Linked DNA regions of Mus musculus: region 2 is linked to region 1. The links are chromatin loops, found by intact Hi-C in ENCODE. Cell type or tissue: gastrocnemius. All regions are shown on one strand. Each heading gives the region's core, and the rest is flanking DNA. Links, peaks and the distances in the headings are about the cores only.

What was found. Peaks named below come from ENCODE experiments on the same cell type or tissue, not always from the same donor. Only the 100,000 strongest peaks of a DNase experiment are listed, where the experiment ranks them.
Region 2: a loop joins it to region 1, with 2.0 times the contacts of the local background. A loop is called at or near these places in 1 of 42 quality-filtered maps.

Annotation. Positions count from the first base shown.
Region 1 is chr6:52,436,838-52,448,857 of GRCm38, reverse strand. No RefSeq gene overlaps it. Among named protein-coding and RNA genes, the nearest start is that of 1700094M24Rik, 50 kb to the left of the region's middle. RefSeq lists an enhancer at 4,329-6,241. In gastrocnemius, for the core only: no CTCF peak of the experiment used is centred there; no DNase peak of the experiment used is centred there; H3K4me3 peaks cover 279 bases.
Region 2 is chr6:52,499,155-52,511,174 of GRCm38, reverse strand. It overlaps 1700094M24Rik (RIKEN cDNA 1700094M24 gene), which reads right to left. Exons shown (of 3, transcript NR_046049.1): 3 at 11,090-11,570. Among named protein-coding and RNA genes, the nearest start is that of 1700094M24Rik, 13 kb to the right of the region's middle. In gastrocnemius, for the core only: no CTCF peak of the experiment used is centred there; DNase peaks (open chromatin) are centred at 3,764 and 6,284; H3K27ac peaks cover 5,542 bases.

The DNA of each region.
Region 1 (12,020 bases), core at 2,359-10,358:
GAGACTCCAGAGGATGGGCTCAGCAAGCTGTGCTGTGCCCTTATAAAGAAAGGGATGGGTGTGCTGGAGTGAAGATGCCCAAGGTGTGGTGTTAAAGTGTGTGTGTGCATGTGCACACCCATGTGCAGTGTATGTGCTATACTAACGTGTGGAAAATTTCAAGAAGTGTGGAAATGTTACTGTCAGTGGTTCAGCATAGGACAGTAGTCCAAGGCCTTTACGTGTGTGTGTGTGTGTGTGTGTGTGTGTGTGTGTGTGTGTGTGTACTTACTGTGTTAGTTTCAAGTATTATTTCAAGTTTACTGAATTTTTTAAACTCATTTTCTATTTGTTTTGTGGTATTGAGGGTGGTACTCATGCTGGCCAATGTTCTACCACTAACCCACATCCCAGCTCCTTAAATGTTCCTTTTTCCTTCCTTCCTTCCTTCCTTCCTTCCTTCCTTCCTTCCTTCCTTCCTTCCTTCCTTCCTCCCTCCCTCCCTCCCTCCTTCCCTCCCTTCCTCCTCCTCCTCCTTCTTTGTTTGCTTGTCTTATTATTTGGTTTTTGTTTCCTTCCTTTGGAGAGACAGGGTCCTTCACTGACCCTCAGCCTCCAGAAATCTGGGGTCACTGTCACATCCCACCATGCCTGACTTTAAGTGATACTTTTCAAGTGTTGAAATGAAGAGAGAGAGAAAAAAATCAAGAGTGATTTTTCTGTAGGAGATAAAGAGTCTGAAGATCTGTCCTCCCTGGAGTTTGAAGGTCTGTCCTCCCCGGACAGAAGCTAGTCATTCTCAGTTTCCTCAGAAGAGATCTTTTCAAAATGAAATAATATTTAGCCACACATCTCTCCTGTACATAATTAATCACTTGCTGCCACATGACTGTTGGGAGTGCTAGCACATGCCTGTAATCCCAGCACTTGGGCTCTTTCAATATGGAGGAGGAAGGATCAGTAGTTCAAGGCTAATCTCAGATACATAGTAAGTTTGAGACCAGCATCAACTACACGATACCCTTATTGTAAAAATAATAGTAATCATAAATAAATAAATAAGATTAACTTGAACAAGCACATAAACAAAATCTTGAGCTTTTAAAAGTTGATAACTCTCTTATGCAGGGCTCTACCTGTAGGGGGAAAAAAAGACTCCTTTCATGGATGAATGACACAGAACGCTTAATAGTTCTGGGGAGGCATATTGAGAGTAAACAAGCTAAGACAGAGCAGACAATAAGTCATCAGAGTCACTGCTGTTTCCTCTGCTGCAAAGCATTCTCCATCACTCACCTCGAGGTCAATGTTTCTCAAAGTGTGGTCCCTGGCCAGGAACACCAGCATCACCTGGAGATTCATTACTGATGCAAGGAGACCAGGTTCTGGCATTGGGATCTAAGAGATGACAAAATCACTTGCTGCTCTTGTAGAGGGCTCAGGTTCCCAGTACCCACATGACAGCTCACACCATCTGTAACTTCAGGTTCAGGGGATCTGACCTCCGAAGGTACCAGACGTGTATGTGATGAACAGATAGACATGCAGGCAAACACTCATGTGCATAAGATGAAACTATTCAAAAAGAAAAAGGAAAGAAATCAGACCCGACTACAGCATGAGGTGTGGAGTAGAAATATGCCTTAGCAAGCTCTCAGAGGTATTCCAAGATGCTCAGCTTTGAGAATCTTTGCTTTAGTTTTCTAGGGATGGCCGCCAACAGGAGCAAGCATTGGCTGGTCTCTGCAGTTTGCCTTTTAAAGGGAACCCAAGATGGCATGATTAGACATCTCTGGGTGGACCTTGCCTCCTCAGCCTCTGGGAGATGCATCAGCTCTGCCTGCTAATTTAATACCTGCCTCCTCTGGGGGGGGGGGGGGAGACATAACAGAAAGGATTGGTTACCTCTTTGAAGGTTCACTACCCCAGCTCTCCTACCCAGTGTCACACTCTATCTGCATATTGGAAGTATTCCTGCCATGCCAAATACATGCCAGCTCACAGTTAAAGACTAGGACTTTGTGGGTCAAACCCCTCTTGTTAGGAGGAATGCCACCTTCAACAAACCGCTGCTGAACAAGGCTTCTGCCAGTCTGAAAATTGCTCTCTCAATCCCCAGCCCAGGGAAGGAGGTGGCATCTCAGAAAGGAAAGAAGGGGATCCCAGAACCCTGAGAGAGGCTGATCCACCCAATTCTGGACTTCCTATTCTGGACATCGGCTCTTATTGTTTAGATTAGCTTGACTATGATGCTGTAGTATTTCCCACGGAAACACCATAGAATAGAAAGAGAATTATTGTTACTTACAAATGTGGAGACACTGAGGCATTCAGTCGCTTTGGAATAAGTGGCAGAAGCTGAGGTGGATGTTTGCTCTAGGCCACTGGAAGCAAGTCACTGAAGCTGTTTCCTGGATGTCGGGAGTAAGGGACAGAGAAGAAAAGGCAGCAGCAACTGAGATGGCCTTGCCCCAGGCAAACTTGATTTATACTGAAGTTCTAAGGTTAGCCAACTGAGAAGACTGGAAACACAAGGGAAAAACAAACAATAGGGAAGGGAGTCAGTAATTATTATAGAAAAATTAAAATAACAATATAAAAATTACCATGTGTGTTTTAGCACCAGAGGAAAATAGTCATCCCGGTGAAAGACCACAAGCCCCTCCCTTGTCTCTTTAAAAGCGTTTCTATTGGCTAAGATCTCTCTGAGCAATATACTCTGTCCAGCCTTCTCACCCAAGCAACTCAAGATGGCCAGAGCAGAGCCCTTTGAGGGGACACAACTCTTCAGAGCAGAGACTACCTCTTCTGACTGGAACTAGGCTGCCCAGAATCCACTAGTGGTGACTGCTCCAGTTTGAGACAAGGGACCCCACCCACGTCACCTTGAGTAGCATCCACAAGGAAGACTTCGACTCTGTGAGGAGAAGCAGGCTCACTGTAAGACTGCAGCCTGATCCCCGCCTCTCCATCGAGTGTAGCCAAGTTGCAAATCAGGTCTCTTGGTGGATAGCAAATCAAGATTCAAGGTTACAGGCAATGGAGAGCAGAGAGGGAAACGGGAACTCATTTATCAACACCACTTTTAAAACTAAAGCAACTGGGCTGGTGAGATGGCTCAGTGGTAAGAGCACCCGACTGCTCTTCTGAAGGTCCAGAGTTCAAATCCCAGCAACCACATGGTGGCTCACAACCATCCGTAACGAGATCTGACTCCCTCTTCTGGAGTGTCTGAAGACAGCTACAGTGTACTTACATATAATCAATAAATAAATCTTTAAAAAAAAAAAAAAAAACTAAAGCAACTAAAAGCTCGGGTGGGAGACCTGGCATGGTCTCAACTACGCCCCCCACTGAGGCTGGCAGACTCTCGGGTGCTGTGAGACTTAAATACCATTTCCAGCAGGTTTTGAGACCTGCAGTCAGACGGCTCATAACTGTTCTTGGTGGCAAACTTCAACAAAGTTTTTTTTTTTTTTTCCACTGAAAGAGACAGAAAAAATTCATTTTCCAGTGTAAGGACTCCGAGAGAGAGAGAGAGAGAGAGAGACAGAGACAGAGACAGAGAGACAGAGAGAGACAGAGAGAGAGAGAGGGAGAGAGAGAGAGTGTGTGTGTTTGCGCATGCGCGCTTATTGAGTTAGGGACACCAGTTCTTGTTCTCCAGTGTGCACCTTTTAATTTTTCAATTACCTTTTAAATCAGACACACCTGTGTCCGGCTTAACAGAAAGCTCGGTGTTTGGAGTAATTAATGGTATACAGGAAGAGATGCAAGAATAAGAGATCATGTTGTGGGCTGGAGAGATGGCTCAGTAGTTAGAGGCTACTATTACTCTTGCAGAGGACCCGAGATTGGCTCCCAGCACTCACATAGGGTGACTTGCAATGGCCTGTAATTCCACTTCCACGGAGACCTGACACTTCTGACCTTCTCAGATACCTGCAGTAACGTGCACATGCCCAGATAGAGGCACGTACACATAAGTAAAAGAAAATCATTTTTTAAAAAAGAACCACCACATTGTGTGGCTACAGGGGTTATATAGGAGGGCAACAAACAAGATTCCAGGTCCTCTCGCGTGAAGGCTTGATGCTAGCTAGCAACTATCCTGCCTCCTTGGAGGTGAGCGAGCTCAGGCTCAGGCTCAGGCTCCAGGCCCCAGGCCCCAGGCCCCAGGCCCCAGGCCCCAGGCCCCAGGCTCCAGCAGCGTGGTCCTGATAGGGTAATACAATGGTTACAGGAGCATAATAAACAGGGGCATGTGGAAAGATCCTTTTCCTTATCTGCCTCCCCCCTTCCCCGACTTTGTCCACTGTTAAAAACACAGTTGGCCACATGGTGCTGATATGAATGCAGAAGGGACCTGCTGCACAAAAGCTGGGCACCTTATTGCCCATGTGCTGGGGGCAAGGTTACTGACTACCTCCAGCCCACCACTAACTGGTTTGTGCCTTGCCAGTCCTCAGCAGCACAGGGAGAGATAGTTCCTCCTCCTTCTCTTCTTCCTCTTCTTCCTCCTTTTCCTCCTCCTCCTCCCCTTCCTCCTCCTTCATTGGTTGTTTGAGGCAGGGTTTCTCTGTGTAGCCCCGGCTATCCTGGAACTTACTCTGTAGACCAGGCTGACCTCACCAGAGACCTATCTGTCTCTGCCTTGCTTGTTCAGGGATTAAAGGCGTCACCACCACACCCAGCTTCTTCTTTGAAGGATGTACACTAAGTCCCAGTCTAAGCTCTTTCTCCTCATCTTCCAGACCCAGAGCCACCTCAGTGCTTGGTGTTAAAAGTTTCCACACAGTTCTCAACCTTCCACTTCACGGTTTGTGTTTTTATAACCTACATCAGCCCAAGGGTTCTTGCCCACTGCTGTGCACTCGACTAAGAGAAAGGTGGCAACAGGATAACAGCTACCCTGAGTCCCCAGGCTTAATCAGAATGAAAAAGACGCCATGACATCACCAACTCCTCCGCCTCTGGTACTAGGCTTTTGTGGGAGATTTAGATGTCCTCTTTTCCATAAAAACCATCTCGAAGACAGAAAGGGCTGCTGCCCAATTCGGTTGCAGCTCTTACGGAGGGAAGCCCTGAAGCAAGTCAAGGAGCTGCACGCTGCGCGGAGCACCGGGATCTCCAAGCGTGTGGGTGGGAAGCATGTGCTGAGGGCGTGGCGGGCTATAAAACCAAACACAACATGCACGATTTCCTCTGGCAGGTAACTTAATGAGAGCATAGAGTTGGGTTGTCAGAACAACAGATCTGCCCATCTGCATAACCCAAGAGGCCAGGCTGCGTTTTTTATGGGCTGCATGAAACAAAAGCCACCCAAACCATTGCGGTATTCCTTGTCTAGCCCAGAGCCACAGTAACTTCATAATAAGAACGGAGGGCAGAGACATTTCCAACCGCTTGTGGAATGTGCTGCCCCAATCCTCTCAATTTAAAGGAGGCCTCCAGCTACTGACCAGGCAGCTGCTAATCTGGTTGCTTACTGGAGAACAGTAAAAAACATCAACCCCGAGGCCCATCTTAGCAGGGGGCAGGAAGCCGCCACCGGCTTGATCTCTGGGAAATTGCTGGAAAAAAGGGCCTGGCAGGAACCTGGTAACGTCTTTCCCTCCTCTGCTCTTTCCTAGCCAGCAGGCTTTGGAACGATCTGCAAAGCAGAGGCGGGGTGCTCTGCCCCCACAGACACCTCAGAGCTGCTAAGACGGGGAGGGGTGCTTTGGCTCTCTTTAAAAAGACTTCCTGGTTTTTCAGGACTCCCCTAATTAAAAGAGAGAAAGCAGGGAGAATGTTTCAATTATGTTCTATAACAAGGAAAGCCGAGCCATCTCTTTTATAGAGATGAAAAGGTACCCAAACACGGAGGGGGAAAACATCTACACTCAGGGCCCCATCCATTCACTTACTAAATATTTATCAAATGTCTATGAACCAGATCCTTTGCAAGGGAGGACTAGAAACCAGTGGCGGGAGGATGAGGTGAGGTCATTGCTCACAAGGATCTACAATCCGGGCCGTGGATGAACAAGCCAACAGGCGAGTATAGAAGAGTTCTGGAGGAGCTCTGGCGAACACCCCATCAGTCTGGGGAGGAAAAGGAAGGTATTCCCCGACCGTTAATTCTATCGCTCCGTTGGATTGAAACCTTAGCAGACTAGTAGAGGACATTTGCACGTGTGTCTGTAGGGGCCATCCCTGGAGGGTTAGCTCATTCGAGCTCTGAGTCATGACCATGGATGATGGACACTGGATGGATATTGGAAGCGTAGAACTGTGGAAGGAGGAGCTTAGTTGGAGGAAGTGGGTCCGTGGGACATGCCTTTGAAGGGTATATTTCCCCCTGGCACTTTCCTGCTACCTTCTCTTCTTCCTGTCTGCCATGACACCATGGTAGTCTCCCTCCCTTCATGCCGACAGTGATGGACCTAACCACCCTGAAGTGAAGGCTCTCCCAAACCATGAGCCAAACTAAGTTCTATTCCCTTACCTGGTTTCTCTCAGGTCGTCATGCCACTGACAAAGACTCCAATGTTTAACTTCCCAAAAAGGAAGCTATGTCAGAGTAGACATCTCAGTAGGCAGCCATTCTGAGCAAAAAGGAAGAATTCTGAGGAAGAGAAACCAAATGCCCTTTCTGCCAGGAACTTCCTGTCTGTCTCCCAATTTTATGCTCATATTCACTCTAGACTTCAGGAGAGCAGCAAGGGCTTTTTTTTTTTTTCTTAGTTAGGTCACCACACGGCTCCCAGGGCCCTTGAAGCCCAAGCTTTTGAGAGGGATCCCATTGGCTGTGGGGATTTTTAATTTGACCTTATTTATTAAAAGACACAAAGCAATAGGAAATCTCATGTACTGATTACACAGGGAAAACTGATGGCAGATCCAAGGATAAAGTCTCAGAGTTTTTAAAACTAGAAGGACCTGCCTGGTGAAACTGTTTTGCCTGGAGTGGGTAGAAAGGGAGATTCCCACTGGTCTTGCAGAAGACCTGGTAATGCATCCTAAGGGAGAGTTAGCCCAAAATTGGCAGTGGCCATTTTGCCTCAGTGGATTTGTGGAAATAAAAACCCAGGAGTAAAAGAACAAAGAGATTCCTGGGTGTTGTTTACTACCGAAGAGCAACAGAGAGATCAAGAATAAGTGGAGGAGATTGGTTAAGATCAAGAGACCACAAAGGCATCTGGGCTTTGGCTGGACCTACTTGGAGAGAGGTGAAAGAGTTGCAGGACACAAGAGACAGAGAAGAGAAGTTATTGGGACCTCCTGTCTGGAACCAAACCACCTGGTTTCAAATCATGACATCCATTGACTACCTTATTATCTTAGGCTAATTATTTAATACCCCCTGCCTCAGTTTGCACATGCTGAGCTAATTTATTTAACACGCAGTTCCTCAGTTTTCCTTATCTGTGAGATGGGACAATAGCAGTTCTCACCTCATGTAGCCAGGGCAATGAGTGAACTTAAAAATATATATAAGCATGCTGGAACACAGCTCTGCTCAATAAATCAATTCTCATCGAGACCGATCTTCACTTTCTTCACAGGCCTTCTCATTTGCCCCCTATGGCTACGTCATACAAACTCCCTAAGCCAGAGCACTTGAGCAGAGATTGTGGGCTGCCCAGCTGTTGGTACCGTTCACTCTCCAGGCAGACTCTGGAGGTGGAGAGAAAGCTGACACTGCAGGCTCCAGAGAGAGCACCAGGAATGGGCATCTGTTGTCTTTATTTAATCTCAACCCAGGGGTTCTACTCTGCCTTTGACCATTGAGTTCCCGGATAATAGACACACACAACCTTTCTTTGAATAGTAATCCTTAGCACAAGAGCTGGGCAGATGTCTGCCCTCTGCACTCCATGCCACTATGTCTATTCCCAGCCAATAATCCCATGCTATAATCTGCCATGTTTTGTCTGGGTTGCTCTTAACTTAGTGAGCAAACCCCACATTGCCATTATTTTAAGATTCTTATCCCATGGTGCCTTCTCCTCTACCCACCTCCTTCTGTCTCTCCTTCGTGTTTCTCCTCTATCCCCAAACCCTGAAACCCCAAACCCCTCCTATGTCTATTCCGCCCAACTCTTGGCGGTTGGCATCTTTATTTACTAACAGACATAACTTGGGGGCAAGGTCACATAGTGTTGTTGCGGTAAAACTCTCCATCCCAAATATGCCCCGGCAATGAAAACACAACATAATTAATATGAATACATGCTATATATCTAGGTTAGGCAGATCTACCACTACGCTACCATCTTGAACTTGTGGTTTCTTCAGGCCAGGTGCTGCTGCTCTGCTTTTCTTCCTCCTCCTCCTCTGTGTTCTTTCCCTCTTCTCTTTTCTCCTTCTCTCTTCCCACCTTCTGCTCCACCTTCCCTTTTATCTGCCCAGTCATCAGCTCTCCTTTATTTTACAAATTAAGGTGGGAAGCAGGTTTACAGGAAATCACCTAAGTGCTGACTCATTCCTCGTTTGCAACCACTCACAGGAGAACAGAACAGCAAATATAATTAGCCCCAGGGCTATCCACAACCTAGCAGTCACTTGGGTCTGTGTAGACTCTTCTGGAGCAGCCAGGTCTTGGGGACTGCACTTAGCTTTACAATACATAGCAACCGACCAAACCTCACCTGGCTTCTCTTTCTACCCATTAACCCTCTACCCACTTACCCCGAAAGGCTCTGTTGTAGCATCTTCTGGGCTAGGTCCTGATGCCCACTCTAACACTCCATATGTGTGTGAGCATGTTGTCAGGTTTCCAGAGTCCTTGGGGTTTTTTTTGGCTTTGAGGTTTTTGGTTTTTTTGGTTTTTTAATTGGTTTGTTTTCTTCAAGACAGGGTTTCTTGGTGTATGTAGTCTGACCTGTCCTGAAACTCTGTAGATCAGGCTAGCCTAGAACTCAGAGATCTACCAGCCTCTGTCACCTGAGTTCTGGGATTAAAGGGAGGCACACCACCACCACCTAGCTAAAAAAGAAAAAAAAGTCTTAATCTGGAGTTGATATAACCGTTTCAGGTTTTCAAATATAAAACCTGAAATAGAGAAAGCAAGTGGAGAGAAGCAAGGTCAGATTTGTAATCTTAAAACGTTTGTAGGTATTATTTGGGATCTCTATACAGTTCAGTGCTTAGCAGGTTTTTGTTTTTGCTTTTGTTTGTTTGTTTTTGTTATTGTTGTTGGGGTTTGTTGGTTTGTTTGAGTCAGAGTCACTGTGTAGATCAGGCTGGCCTTGAACTCATGGAAATCCACCAGTCTCTGCCTCCAGAGTACTGCAGTTAAAAGTGTGAGCCACTGTTGGAACTTGGTCCAAGAATGAGGAGGATTCTGGATGCTTGTGAGAAAACTCCAAGAAACCAAGAGCAGATCTTGTGACCTCAGTTTCAATAACGTGGAATTGTCCTTGGGTTACACTTCCCTGCCCCTCCCGGGTACAGTGGTGAGGACTGAGTTCGTGTCAGCTTGTTGATTACAACTGGCTACCGCTGCCTTATCTGCCTCTGTGGGAACACCTATTTTTGTGGAGTGCGGCTTGCCTTTGTGACTGGACACTTTACTCATGCGACTCTTCTTAACCATCAGTGTATGAATTGTCTGAGGCTCTGAGTAAAACTGACTATGGCATGAGACTTTAGTCTGCCTCATTTATTGGCTCGGTTCTCCCAGGTCACAGTGCTAACTTGAGTGGTAAGCATACCACCACATCTGATAGCTTTTACTTATGTTTTTAAAGACAAGCTCTCACGTGTTCCAGGCTGGCTTCAGGCTCCCTATGTAACTGACAGTGACTTTGAACTTCTGATCCTGCTGCCTCAGCTTCCCGAGCTCTGGAGGTTTCAGGCGTGCACAACCATACCCAGTTTAAACAATATTATTGTCATTTAAAATACTATGAAAGTCATTTTCTTATCAGAATTTCAGAACATGAAGGAAAAGTAGCCAGGCATGGAGGAACGCACCTTTAGTCCCAGCACCTGGAGGCAGACACAGGAGTTCCAGGCCAGCTAGGGTTACAGAGTGAGACCTTGTCTCAAAAAGCTAAAGAAAACGCAATGGTTATTTACACCGTGCTCCCTATTGAAGTTGCTCAACCCTCTGCAGTTTACCCAGGACACCATGCAAATATTGAAATTTACCCCTTATGCTATGCTAAGGAAAACTCTAAAGGCGGTGCCTTAACGAGGATGGCAGATTCCACTGTCAGCCAAGGCAGCAAAAGTTCCCGGCTTCCTTGAACTCACATCTGCTTTGGAATGTGGTGAGGCCTGAGCTTCAAAGGCAGCCAAAGCTCCCCGAGCTCCAAGCCAAGAATGTGCTTCCACTCTCCTGCCAGTCACAGGATTTAGGGCAGGCACTTGATACGGTTCTAGTCAATGAGCCATGTGAGGGAAAGTTTTAGAGTACCGCAGACCAGGAGACTTCTGGAAAGTTTTCTCCCTCTCCGATAGAGCCACGGAAAAAGGAGGCATTTCTTTTTCTGGCCTTTGTGGGTAGAAAATGCTTGGAGCTGCTGCAGCCATGCTGTGACCATGAGGAAAACCTTAATATGTTAGAAACGGTGGGACAGAGAGGATGCTGAGCAGGACTCTGGTGGCCATAGAACCACTCGGTTAGCTCTTGCTTGTACTTCTGGTCTTCCTTCCTTGTGAGATAATGAGCCTCCTTCTTCCACGGAGGCAGGGGCATTAAATAAGACCTCTGAGTCTCAACATTCAGGAAAGTTCCCAAATCCAATTTAGCACTGAAGTAGGCTCGGTACCTATGAAGTAGGCTCGGTACCTACTTGACTAGCCGTAATAATGTTCATTTGCTGCAGAGTCACTATGTGCCTCTGACGCTGCTAACTGTTCCATTGTTTCTAGTAGGAAGATATTTTGTACCTTTGTAAGAAATCTTCCTTTTAAAGGGAGTCTCACTACACAGTCATAGCAGGCCTAGAACTCACTAAGTAGACCAGGCTGGCCTCAGACTCACAGAGATCAACCTACTTCTGCCTCCCAAGTACTGGGCTTGTATGTAACCACACCCAGCTGCTGTTCCTATCTTAAGCACACAAAATTAAGGCGCAAAACTTTTAATATCCAGAGCTGCATACAGCCATGAGACCATGTGGATTAATCTTCAAGTCCAGCAGACCCAATATCACATTGTGGGAACCTCTGCCCACCAGTGCATTACAGGCAGTCAACAATAATCCTGCTTACACAGAGACTAAGAGGGCAAAGGGCCTACACAGCTCATTTGTAACTTGTCAAATAATTAATTCAAAGTGTAACTCCAGTTCTGTTATGTCAGATTAAACACAAATATTATGGACTTATTCTAACTGTCACTGGGTCTTTGGATTTATTGTCATTGTTTGCTATAAAAGAGATAATAAAGCCCTATGGTGGTGGCACACACCTTTATTCCCAGCACCTAGGAGGCAGAGGCAGGCAGGTCTCCAGGTTCGAAGGCAGCCTAATTTACAGAGTGAATTCTAGAACAACCAGTGCCGCCCAGAAACACTGTCATGAAAAACCAAAACCAAAACCAGAGAGAAAAAATAAGAGGTAACATGGCCAGGGCAAAAAGTGTAGAAATTATAAGGAATAGAATTAAATAGAAATCAACTGTTGCTCTAGCATATAGAAAAATAATTTTTTAAAAAATTGTTTTTGCTGATAATACCCATGGCTTCTCAGAAGTATACAAAAATATAGAAGATTAGGTTTCTGCAAATATTGATGCAGTTTGCAAGGGAGAGAAGATGACCTAACGTGACTATCGTGGATGGCAATGTAGCCCTCTGCGCTTGTGTTTGCTAAATACCTCTCCGTCTTCTCAGGACCATTTCATACTGCGTGTCCTCTATGGGCTTAGTCGTAAGAATATGTTATTGTAGGGGCTGGTGAGATGGCTCAGCAAGAAAATGCACCTGTTGACAAGTCTGACCACCTAGTGTTGGTTCACAGGACCCTCATGGTGAAAGAAAAGAAGCCACTGACTCCCCGAGTTATCCTCTGACCGCCAGATACAGCACGACACAGGAGTGAAT
Region 2 (12,020 bases), core at 2,410-10,409, 62 kb before region 1:
TAGAAGCTCTTGAATCACCGAGAATGAGTTTGGAAGCTCAAGAAGTGGGCAGGTGGTAGAGGACTTCGAGGGGACAAGAAGAGGGACCTTGTCTGGAAACCTGTCAGGTCCTTGTGTAACATGTCCCCCTATTGCAACTGAATCAGGCTTCTCATTAAGTGGTCTCAATTAATGGACACTCTTGTGGAACTAATTCAGAAGTAAAATCTGATTTAGCATGAAAAGTGTCATGCTTGACAAAAATGTTCCCTGGCTTTAGAGAGGTGACCTGTTGAAGGGCACAGCAGTGCTCTGTTCAATGTAGAGAAATGATACAGGTATGAACACACATGTATACACACACACACCACCACCACCACCACCATGACACATGCACACACACACACACACACACACACACACACACACACACACCACCACCACCACCACCACAGTGTACATATACACACCACTACCACCATCATCACCACAATACACACACACACACAAACACCAACACCACTAGAATACACACATACACACACATACTACAACAACAACACATGCACACACACATACCATACACACATACCACAACACATGCATAAACAAAACTCAACAAACACATGCATAAACAAAACACAACATTCTCTCACACACAGATGCAAAACTAACTCTCTCTCTCTCTCTCTCTCTCTCTCTCTCTCTCTCTCTCTCTCTCATCTCCAGAACCCACATTTAAAAAAAGAAGCTTTATAAGAAAAAAACAAAATAAATAAATAAATAAATAAGCACTAAAGTAAAGAAGTAGCCCAGGCTAGCTTTGTATACTTTGAAAGTAATAACCAAGATTTGCAAGTCACTCTTATTCAAGGATCTGAACTCTACACAGACCTGTCATTAACAACATTAACTCTTTGCAGCCTGAGAATCCATTCGAGTCATGTGACTAGGATCCCTGTCTAGGACTGCAGGAACGAGTTTTGCCGAGTGCTTAACTTGCCTTTGCAGAGCTCAGCACCACCCATGGGTCCCTGGAGCCAGCCAGGCTGGGCTCAGTAGACCTGCTCTACAGGAGGTCACTATGGCCAGAATTATGCTGCTAGCACCCATGCCTGTGTGCTCTTTCCTGGGCATGGACAGAACCAGTGGGTACCCTTAGACACTGTCCTTCTCCTCGATCACCCCCTCTTCCCCAGCCCCACAGCCCTGCCTGGCTACTCATGTGATCTTCCTTTCACTCTGGCTCCACACAGGTCCAGAACTTGAATGACACCCAATTACCTCTATCAGGGTCCATATTTTCCACCATTTTGGCATGCACACCTCACACTTGAGGGTTTCCGTACTTTGGCCCAATCCTACTTCTGCAGATCTGTCTCCTGCTCTTCTCATTGTTTCTTAGTACTGCAGGTATCTGGGGCACCTGCCGTCAAGAGTCAGGAACACCAATCAGGAACCTGTGGCTATTTCGGTAGTCTTGTCTGACTGTGGCAGAAAGAAGAGACACTGAATCACGCTGACCTGAGGTTTTGCTTCGCTTTGAATGCTGGGGTGGAACTCAGGGCCTGTGTCAGCTAAGCAGGCACATTATCACTGGGCAATACCTCACTCCACCAGAGTACCCATCCTATTATAGCATCTAGGACAAAGTATTGAATATCTTTGTTCTGTTTTGTTTTGTTTTTGTTTTTTGTTTGGTTTAGTTTACTTGTTTGTTTGTTTGTTTTGTTTTGTTTGAGGCAGAGTTTCTCTGTGTAGCCCTAGATGTCCTGGAACTCTGTAGACCAGGCTGGCCTTTATCTCATAGAGATCTTCCTGTCTCTGCCTCCCAAGTGCTGGGATTAAAGGTGTGTGCTGAATCTCTATGTTCCCACGATTGGCCTGGCAGTGGTGGCATATACCTTTAACCCCAGCACTTGGAAGGCAGTGGCGAGCAAATCTCTGGGAGTAGCTCCATGATAGCCCCTGGATATGAGAAGGCAAGAACTTCCTTTACAATGAAGAGAGAGTTTGTCCCTCAAACACTCTCCTGCACAAATGTACCCTTCTGCTCTCATGGTGTTTAATGGAGCGGCAGCCTCAGCATTCTTTATACTAGTAAAGATGTTAAAAATCACAAATCCACAACATATGAGTTCTTCATGGAGAAAGGTAGGTAAAGGCAGCTAATGATTGCCAGAAGTGGGTGGTGGCCAACGTGGAGGATAAAGCAGCCAATGTGTCTTGTTTCTCAAAAGCTCTGCTGAGAATGTATTGTCTGCCTTCTTCCAGGCAGGGAAGGTTGGCTGTAAGATTGCCAGCTTTTTTTTTTTTTAAATAAAAAGAAGGGGCTACTAACCAAATCTGGGGCTTTCTCTTGGAAGTTAGGCACAGCTGGTCTTCATGGGGCCTGCACACGGCAGCTGGGTACCACTGATTCAGGCAGATTTAAGCTGGACGGTAGCCTGAAATTTTGGGTTAGTTTTTATTGGGCAAGTTGTTTGAATGAGTGAAAGTGATCTAGAGAAATGGGTAGCCAATTTCGTCCAGTTCCCAACAAACTTCTTGAAAGCAATGAGACATTTCCAGATTAAAGCTGACTTCAGAGCTGAGGATGGCTCAGTGGTTAAAGAGCTTTCTAGGTAAACAAGAGTTCATTTCCCAAAACCTCCGTCAATGTGACTCTCTATCCCCAATTCTAGCCTTGAAAAGAATGGATGTGGGAATCCCGGGAGCAAATTGGCAAGGAGGACTAGCCCTGTTGGTGAGCTCTGGGTTAAATGAAGACACTGCCTCAAAAGAAAGGAGGCAGAAGAGCTGTTGAACAAGATTCCCCATGTCAACCTTGGGCCTCTACACACACCTGCTGACGCACAGCTGTGAAGAGGTATACACGGATGTACACCACATATGCACACATATGCAAAGAGGAAGAAAAGGAAGAGGAGGAAGAGGACAATGGGGAGGACGGGGAGGAAGCAACAGCAGCAGATGACTTCACCGGGCCCATTCAGGAAATACTTACACTATGCAAAAACACTTAACAGTGTTTATTCTAAATGTTCCCTAGCTGTTAGCTCTTCCAGCAACGGTTATTATTATTATTGTTGCAGTATTTCCACCCAGTCCCTGGCCCATCCTGAAAGTTAATTATGCGCATAGCTTTCCCTCAGCTAGACCAACACTGTGTGCTGAATTATCTGAGGTAGAGGAGGAAAGACCAATGACTTGAACAGGGATTCTTTGCACTCAGCTAAGAGACACGATCACTCAAAAATGGTGGGGACTAGAACTCACTTGGCTCTATCAGACCCTAGTGCAAACATGATTTTTTTTTTTTTTTTTTTTTTGCATAATAGTCAGGGGTAATACAATACAAGTGTAAGAAGGAGCAGGGGAGGAAAGGACATTTCAAGGTGACAACCATGTGTCAGGCACAGCACTCGAGCCTTTAATAGTTATCACATAAAGTAAGATATAATAATGAGTGAAAACAGAGTTTGACTTCCCTTTCGCCAGAAGAACCTGATGCATTTTGTAAATGGGGACGACTTACATGAAGAATCTCAAGCATCTTTCCTTCCAGTCTAATTTTTGTGTAAACATAAAATGACAAGAGTTTAAGGATGGAACACCCCCGGGCACAAGCTTAAGAGTTCTGAATATAATCAAAATCCCCTTATTTATTTTCTTGCCTAAGTGGCATCTCCCAGGAGAACAGCAGTTGCAATTCTTCTGCTCTGTGCAGCCGTGGCTGCAATTTAATGTGCTCGGCCATCAAGACAGCTCTGTGCACCTCTGCCAAGTGTAGCTATCTCATCCAATAATAGGCACAGCCTAGAGACAGCGGAGTTTGAAACCCAGATCTTAGAAAATCTGGGCAATTAGCCCTCTCTTGCAGAAATGAGCAAGGAGGAGCCAGGCTGCAGCAAAAACAAAATCTTGTTGTGACAGCTGCTGTTCTAAATAATATTCCCTCTACGCTTTAAACTGTACTCAATCTACCGATTAGAGCAAGGGACTGGAGATGAGGAGTGGAAGAAGAAAGGTGAAGAGTAGGGAAGTCATGAAGAATTAGCATATTTTCAGCTTAGAGCTGATTCAGGGTTATGGAGGTTAGTTAGCTGATAGGTACGTGGAAGCCTAAGGAAAGGTCTGGAATATACCATTTGAAAATAGACTTGAAGTACATGACATGAATGGTGGCCTGGAAAAGTCAAACACACACAAAAGCCTGTGGAACTAATGACACCAGTACAAGAATCTCTTGTGCTTAGTACATGAATGTATTGGTTCATTTTACATCACTGGACCTACAATATCTGACTGAGACACTGTAGAAGAAATTACTTATCTTGGCTGATGCTTTCAGACTTTGTGAGTCTATCATGGTGAGGAAACTGTGTTCAGGTGATAAAGGTAAGAACATGGTGTGGGATCCACCTTAGTGACCTACCTCCACCAGCAAGGCCCCACCTCCCAAAGGTTCTCCAGCCTCCCCAAAGAGCTCCACTGACAGAGAACCAGAATTGCAAACGGGAGCCTGTGAGGGACATTTCCAGTGCAAGCAAAACCAATAGATTTGTTTTGCTTTGTATTCTACCTGATGTTGTTGGCCTGCATAGTCTATTTTCAGTTTAGCAAGAGCCCGTGTGAAAAACTGCTGTTCCAGAACAAACATTTCTTGGAGCTTAGAGTTGGTACATCTGGAATGACTCTTCTTCCAAAAGACTTGGCTCTAACCCGTTTGCTGGAAACAGGAGGCAAATTCAACCATGAGTACATTTCCATGACTTGGTCCGTGAAAACTCCATAAACCCTCTTAGAAAAATCACCTCGTCTTCCAGAATGTGTGCTGTAGAAGTACAAAACAGAACTCCGGCTGACTCCTTGGGGTTGTGTGAAACAAGAGCTTACCAGATCTGAAGGTCACAGCTTGTGGGACATGGCATCAGAGGCTCAAGGTCCAAGGGTGGTGTCCTGGATCTGCCCAGGGGCTCTGGGACAGTTCCCTGGAAGATTCTGTTAGCCGCCTGCTTGTGTATCCACACCCCCTTCTAGGTGTTTATTCCAGAAATAACATTCTACCCAGAATAGCAAAAGGTGAAACTGAAAATTCTCCCCTCTCAGGCTCTCTTTGTAGCCAGGGCTGGTGCTTCAAGGCTCTCACTGGTGTGACTCATCCCTTGATTGCTGCTGGCCATGCCTTCAACTGCACACATGGCTCTAACCCTCATTTATACATCGACCATTACATTACCAAGGAAACAGTGCTTTTACCATGGATCAACTGAGATGAGTCAGACCAAGCCATCCTTGCCCGGTATATCCTTGTCCACTTATCTGAGTTAGAGTCACTTGGAAGCAAAGCTCCATTGGAAGAGTGACAGCCCAGAGAGCTGGAGTAAGACACTGCCAGAATGAATTGGGTTTAAATGGGGGAGATAGAGATATTGATTTAGAAAAAATTAAGTTTTATGAGATTTCAAATAATCTTCACTATTGACTACTCAAAAAAGGGAACTCGAGTTCAAAGACATTAGATAATTTTTATAATTTTCTTTATTTTTCAGGTTTTTTTAAACAATGAAAATCTATTGCTTTGTAACCAGAAAAGATTAAAAAATATATATAATAGAAGGATTTAGAGGGTAAAATGCCTTAAGATATAATTGTGTTAGAGACTACTAGGAAATACATAAAATAATGTTAATATGAAAATAAATATCTGCTTGAATATTTTCATCAACTAGGCATTGGAATGTCAGTTTTCACTTTGCTTCTAACAAGCATGCTTTCCCAGTATCTGAAAGGTTTAGCATCCAAGGATTTAGCAATGTCCCCTCTGAAATTCTCACTGATGTCATAATGTTTCTCCTCAGGGATAGGCAAGAAAATCCCATTGTCTTCAATTCTGGACTCTACTTGCAGAAATGACCTAAATCTTGTTGTTGGAAACAAAATGTCCAAATAACTCCCAGCTAATGCTATGATGACATTTGGTCAGGGAAGATATCCCAAGAGAAATGTAAACTATTTGAAAACATCCTGTTACTAAAGTTTGAACACACACACACACACACACACACACACACACACACACACACACATACACAAAGACAGACTGGAAGCTGCAGTGTAATTCTGAACACACATGAACTTAGCTGCTATGAACACATTTTCAGCACATACCGTTTTTTATGTTCTTTTCCATAGATACTGTCCCTACCATATGAGGAAAAAAAATCACCTGACATTAATTACTTGCCAAAGAACAGGTTGGAAACAGTCGGCTTCATTCCTGGCGTGGGGACAAGCTGGCTGAGTCACAGCGCCCTAGAATGCTACTTAGTTTCATTCACCCAATCCCAGGCTCATCCCTGGGGCTCAATTGCAACCATCTGCTAATGGTTGTTATTCTTTGCCGTCCCCTTACCCCAACCAACTAAAGTCCGACTGGTCATGCAAGGCTACAAAATGGCCATGAGCAAAATGAGCCGACATTAAACCATGCTTAACGGTTATAAATCCTAGCTTTGGGCTTGGATGGCCAGAGTCTCAGAAGGTCCAAGGTAAGCATGGAGGGAATGTCGGATGAGTTTATATTCACCTGCAACCTGGTCCTATTGATATCTGGACCCAGGATCCCCAGGTAAAGAAGGGGCATTTAGTTCTGTGTGTTCCCAGCCTATAGTCCAGTTCATTTTGGAAGAAATTGTGTGATGGCTTTTCAGTGGCTTCCTTCTTGCCAGATTTACTCTTTCCGTGTAGTTGTAAAGCCAAGGAAGTGTAATGGGAAACCTGTGGCACATAGGACATTGTGACATTGTGACATTGGTTACCTCTTGGAAAAGTGAGTGACTACTTTGAAGTTTGCAGGGTCTGATGGAGATGTGGAAGGGAAGACAGAGATGAGGAAATGTTAACCAGAAAGTGACAAGAGAGGAGGATATTAGTGCTGGCAAGTGTTCTGATGTTGATGATGGACTTCTGTCCCAAACCTCAAGGGATAATTCTTCCTTCCTTTTATTAGAAAGTAAAAAGATGAAAAATGTAGACAAGAAAAATATTAGTGCCATGTCTTAAAAGTTATTGTGCTACAAGATATTAGTCTATATAGGTGGGTTTTTTTTCTTCTTTTCCTGACTTTCTCCCATCAAAACCCAGGAGGTAAGGAACTGTGGGAGAAATTGTCTGAGACCCAGGAACATCCCCACATGTAGGTCAAGCAGGTACCTCCAAGAATGGACAAGGCCTGTGCTAGGCTATTGTAATCCTCTGCTCCACAGCACTGAGTAGCCATAGGACAACTGTAAATGACAGGGGAGTAGTGTGGAGTGGGGTGGGGTGGGGTGGGGTGGAATGGAGGGGAGATGGGTGAGGTAGGAGGAGTGCAGTGGGGGAGGGAGGAACAGAGTGGGGAGAGATGAGAAGGGCTCTGCTTTTTCTGCCCTCTCCATGGGTAGCTATCTAGAGTTGAGTCTTATTAAGAATCATACATATGGCTTAGGACAGCATGGAGAGTTACAGACCAGACAGTTGGCCTTAGGAGCCTTCATCTGTTAAATGAGGGAGAGACCAAGGAAGACCTCTGAGCCCTTCAGGCCTTCCCAAGTTTGCTGTACCTTCTCACCTCATGGACATTTTTGCTCTAGAAAACTTTCAACTTAGATCTCCTGTGAAGAATGTTTAATCTAAAACAGTGATTCGTGCAGCAAAGGGGAGCTTTAAATAAAATGTTTATTAAATAAAACAGGAAATATCTCTACTACAGACTTCTATCAAGAATATGACGACTGACAGTGATGATGTTACTGGAGGGACGTTTCTTAAATGGGAAAAACTGTTCATAAATAATATAGTTCAAAATAACATCATAGGGCATGCACGTAAACACACACACACACAGCCTGACTGTGTAGCCCAGGGTGCTCTGGAATGTAAATGTCTCTGAGTGCTGGTTTTGCAGCTGTGCGCTACAATGCCAGGTTGCTCTAGTTCCTTCCTGTGCTACAGAGCCAAAAGGCTAAAAGTTATCACCTTTGACCTCTTGAGGTTGTGGTTCAGGATGCAATCTCATGCAGTGAGATTAGGAAGGATAGGAAGGCAAAGACTATATCTTCCAGCAGTGGTACTGCCTGGCCAGCATTCATTGGTATCTGTAACTACCTGTAAGGAGCTGATAGTGGGGTGGTGACTGGGGGGGGGGGTACAGCTGGAATGGGAGCAACCTAGTTTCTGGTGAAGGAACTTTGTATCACAGCTTGTAATGTGATCTTTAAGTCAATCATCCAACCTAGAGTCTCGCTGACGCAGTCCTTCGACCTTTCCAATGACTTAGTAGACATTGCTTCCTGTGTTTTATCCCTTTCTGTTAAGTGTGCTTAAAGAGGTTCCTCTCTGTGAAGGTTAATAATGATTACCACCTTGGCAGGGTCTAGGATCACCTAGGAAACAAGTCTCTGAGTATGTCTGTGAGGGAGCTTCTAGACTGGGGAACTAAGATGGGAAGACTGGTGATAACTGTGGCCTGGGGTTCCAGTTGAAATAAAAAGAGTATTAACACCTATCTCTCTTGCTCCTTGGCTGCAAATGTAGTGTACCTGCAGTGTGGCCAGTCACTTTGCTCTTCTGCAACTGCCTTCTCTGCCATGATGAACTGTGGCCATTTTTATATGACGTGAAGTAGACCCTTCTCTCTCTGTTGCCTTTGTCAGGTGTGTTGTGCCATAAAAGAGACGAGTAACTACTGTGTTCACTTACCTCCTACTCTCCACAGAATCCTGGGAAGTACCCCTCCTGTACAAAGTGAATCTTCTCTGAAGATTCTATAGAGCTAACCAACATCAGCATCAACTCATGGATATTCCTTCTGTTCGGATAGACCAGTGAAAAGAGTTGAGAAGGACCTGTTTTAGAAGACTAGAGAATGAGGGGAGGGCTAGAGAGGACTCTGGGAGCTTTATTTTTCTGTTTGAGGTCTTATGCTAACATGTCCTTGAACAGGGTTCTAAAGATGCAAGAGCTTTGTGTCCCTCTGAACTGCTCTTAAGACATGGGCCTTTTTTTAATGTAGGAAATGCTATGGTTTAATGTTAATGTGTATGAGCATTTTTTTCACATGTATGTCCATGCACCATGGTGCCCACAGAGGCCAGAGAATGTGTCAGACCCCCTGGAACTGGAGTTACAGACAGTTTCAGGACACAGCTCATTTGGGTGCTGGGAATTGAACCTGAGTCTTCTGCCAAGAGCAACTAGCACCCTTAACTACCAAGCCATGTTTCTAGTTCTAGGAAGTGCTATTTTTGAGAGAAAGAGAGAGACAGAGAGACAGAGAGACAGACACAGAGACAAAGACAAAGACAGAGACAGAGAGAAAGAGAGAGAGAGATATGTGATTTGCAACCAAAAGGAAGAGTGGTAAGATGAGGGTCATCCTATGCATCCCTTCTGAAGATAGCATATTTCCTGTGGCTTCATTCAGGGCCAGGAATCCACACCCTTCCTGTTTCAAGTAGGCCCAGCCCATGTTCTTAGGGGTCAGGCAGCTGTCACCATCCTTTCCAGGCTAGCAGCCCCTCCTTTCCTCCTTGAGAAATGTCTGTCCATTTGTGCTGGCTAGTTTTATGTCAACTTGACGTAAGCTAGAGTCACTGGAAAGGAGGGAACCTCAACTGAGAAAATGCTTCCAGAAAACTAGGCTGTAGGCAAACTAATGATTGATGTGGGAAAGCTCAGCCCATCATGGGAGTTGCTATCCCCAACACACACACCCAGCAGATGGTCCTGGGTTCTATAAGAAAGCAGGCTGAGCAAGCCACAAGGAGCAAGCCAAAAAACAAACAAACAAACAAACAAACAAACAAACAAAAAACCCAGCACTCTTCCATGGTCTCTGCATCAGCTCCTGCCTTGAGGTTCCCGCCCTGTGTGAGTTCCTGTCCTGACTGCCATCAGTGATAGACTGGGGATGTGAAAAGAGAAGCCAAAGCATAAAGCCTTTCCTCCCCAACTTGCTTTTGGTCATCACAGAAATGCTTTTCTGTCTTGCTTTTCATCACAGAAATACTAACCCTAACCATCCACAGTGAAATGTGAAACGCTGAGGATTTGGTGACACCTTGAGATTTCATATCACCTTGTGCAGGGGCAGTGGCAGCAAGGACACTCACTGCCAATCAAGAGCCTCCCCATGCTCTGCGCCATCACAGTGAGGCTTCACAAGGCACAGCTTCGAGGGCTTGAAACACAAAGCCATTCTCGCTCATCAGCGCAGTTCATCTGACATGCACACAAAACAAGGGGTCTGAGACGGAATACATTTCACAGATGTATGTTTCCTTACAAATATCAAAACCACCAACATTGCTCCAATTGCAGCTTCCATTCAAGGAAGAGTCACTTCAGTCCCCAAAGATGTTACTTTAAAGAGATGCCAGTGCTTTGAGTTCACACACTTTTCGTCACAATCGTGCTAATAATTTTTTAGTATGTGTAAGGATCACTCTAGGTGTTCCTGGCCACCACTGTTGTTGGATAAAATGTAGCAACCATTTATGACATGGACAATTCCAGGAAGTCATGAAGTTGGGAAACCCTAGGGAATCTGGTTTCCAAGAAAAGCCAAAGAAGCATAAAAGTAGCTCCGGGCAATATTGCGTAGGAGTCCCGAGGACTTTTTGCATGTCACATACTCTGAAAATGATCACTCTCACCTATTAGAGGACTCCCATGAACATACCCCATACTTGCTAGGGCTTTTGTTTGGTACCAGTCTAGAAGGAAGATTATATCCCTCCAAAAACCACATCTCCTGGAAATTTTGCATTCAGACTTGGAATTGAGGTAGCATAGTCACACCAAATAACTGAGAAAATGGGTATCCAGAGAATTGGAAGAATGTGGAAGAAATAGCATTATTATTTTAATTGAGCATAATTACCTTATTAATCAATGTTTGCATAATACTTGCTGAAGCACTTAGCTGATACAAGGCTATATTTGCAATTTAATTCACCCAGAATATTTCTATTCAGCACTTATATAGCACCTATTGGTTTATGATGCTAATATAGTAGATTCATGTTTCTGTTAAGGCCTAAATGAAAGGAATTGAAAGCCAAGTCCATTATATAACCTCCTTTATACAGAACCTTCGTCGTGAAGAATTCCAAATTGCCTTTCAAAGTACAGTGAAACCCTTTTACAGTGAATTCCTGAAGGGACAGCAGCAGCAGGAGGGTCTGCCTCAGCCATCACTGCATGAGCAACACTGTATTCACTGTTGTGGGATTGATGGGGAAGACACAGACTTTAGAGTCTGATAGCTCTTGAGTCAGGTGGCATTATTTGACAAAATGTCTATAGCTCGGAGCAAAGGAAAAATTAAACCTTGCTAATCTCGTGATGGAAAGAAACCATTCAGGGGTTGAGGACATGGCCTTCAGGAGAGTGCAGGCTGCACAAGCATGAGTAGCTGAGTTCAAATCCTGGGAAAGGACTGAGCATGATCCTATGCTTGCCTGTGACCCCGGAGGTCTGTGGGAGCAGAGACAGGATTGCTTGATCTTGCTGGCCTCCAGTCTAGCTCTGATCTCAGAAAAGACCTGTTGCAAGGGAATAAGGCAGAGGGATAGAGTAAGACTTGAACTCCTCCTCTGGGACATCCACCACACTCGTACACCATATGCACACACACACATACATACACACACATGAAAAGTGTGCCAAGAAAGCTTTCAATGGAAAGAAAGAACCGCATTCACACAGCAAGTGAGAGAAGGTGCACCTTATGCAGAAAACATCTCACACGTAGAAAAAACTCAGCATTCCTCCCTTGGAGCAGTTTGTAACATTCAGAAAGGTGCATAAAACTCCCCAGCGACAGCTCACTGAATACATAAATTCAAGCCATCTGTATAACTCACACACAATTGGGAAAATAAAGTGTTGCCTGGATCCTCCCAGTCCCCATTGGTCTCTCCTCATCATTCCTCAGTATACTAAAGACAGCCCTGGCTTGCCTTAGATGAGTTTCTCCAGTCTTTGAGCTTTAG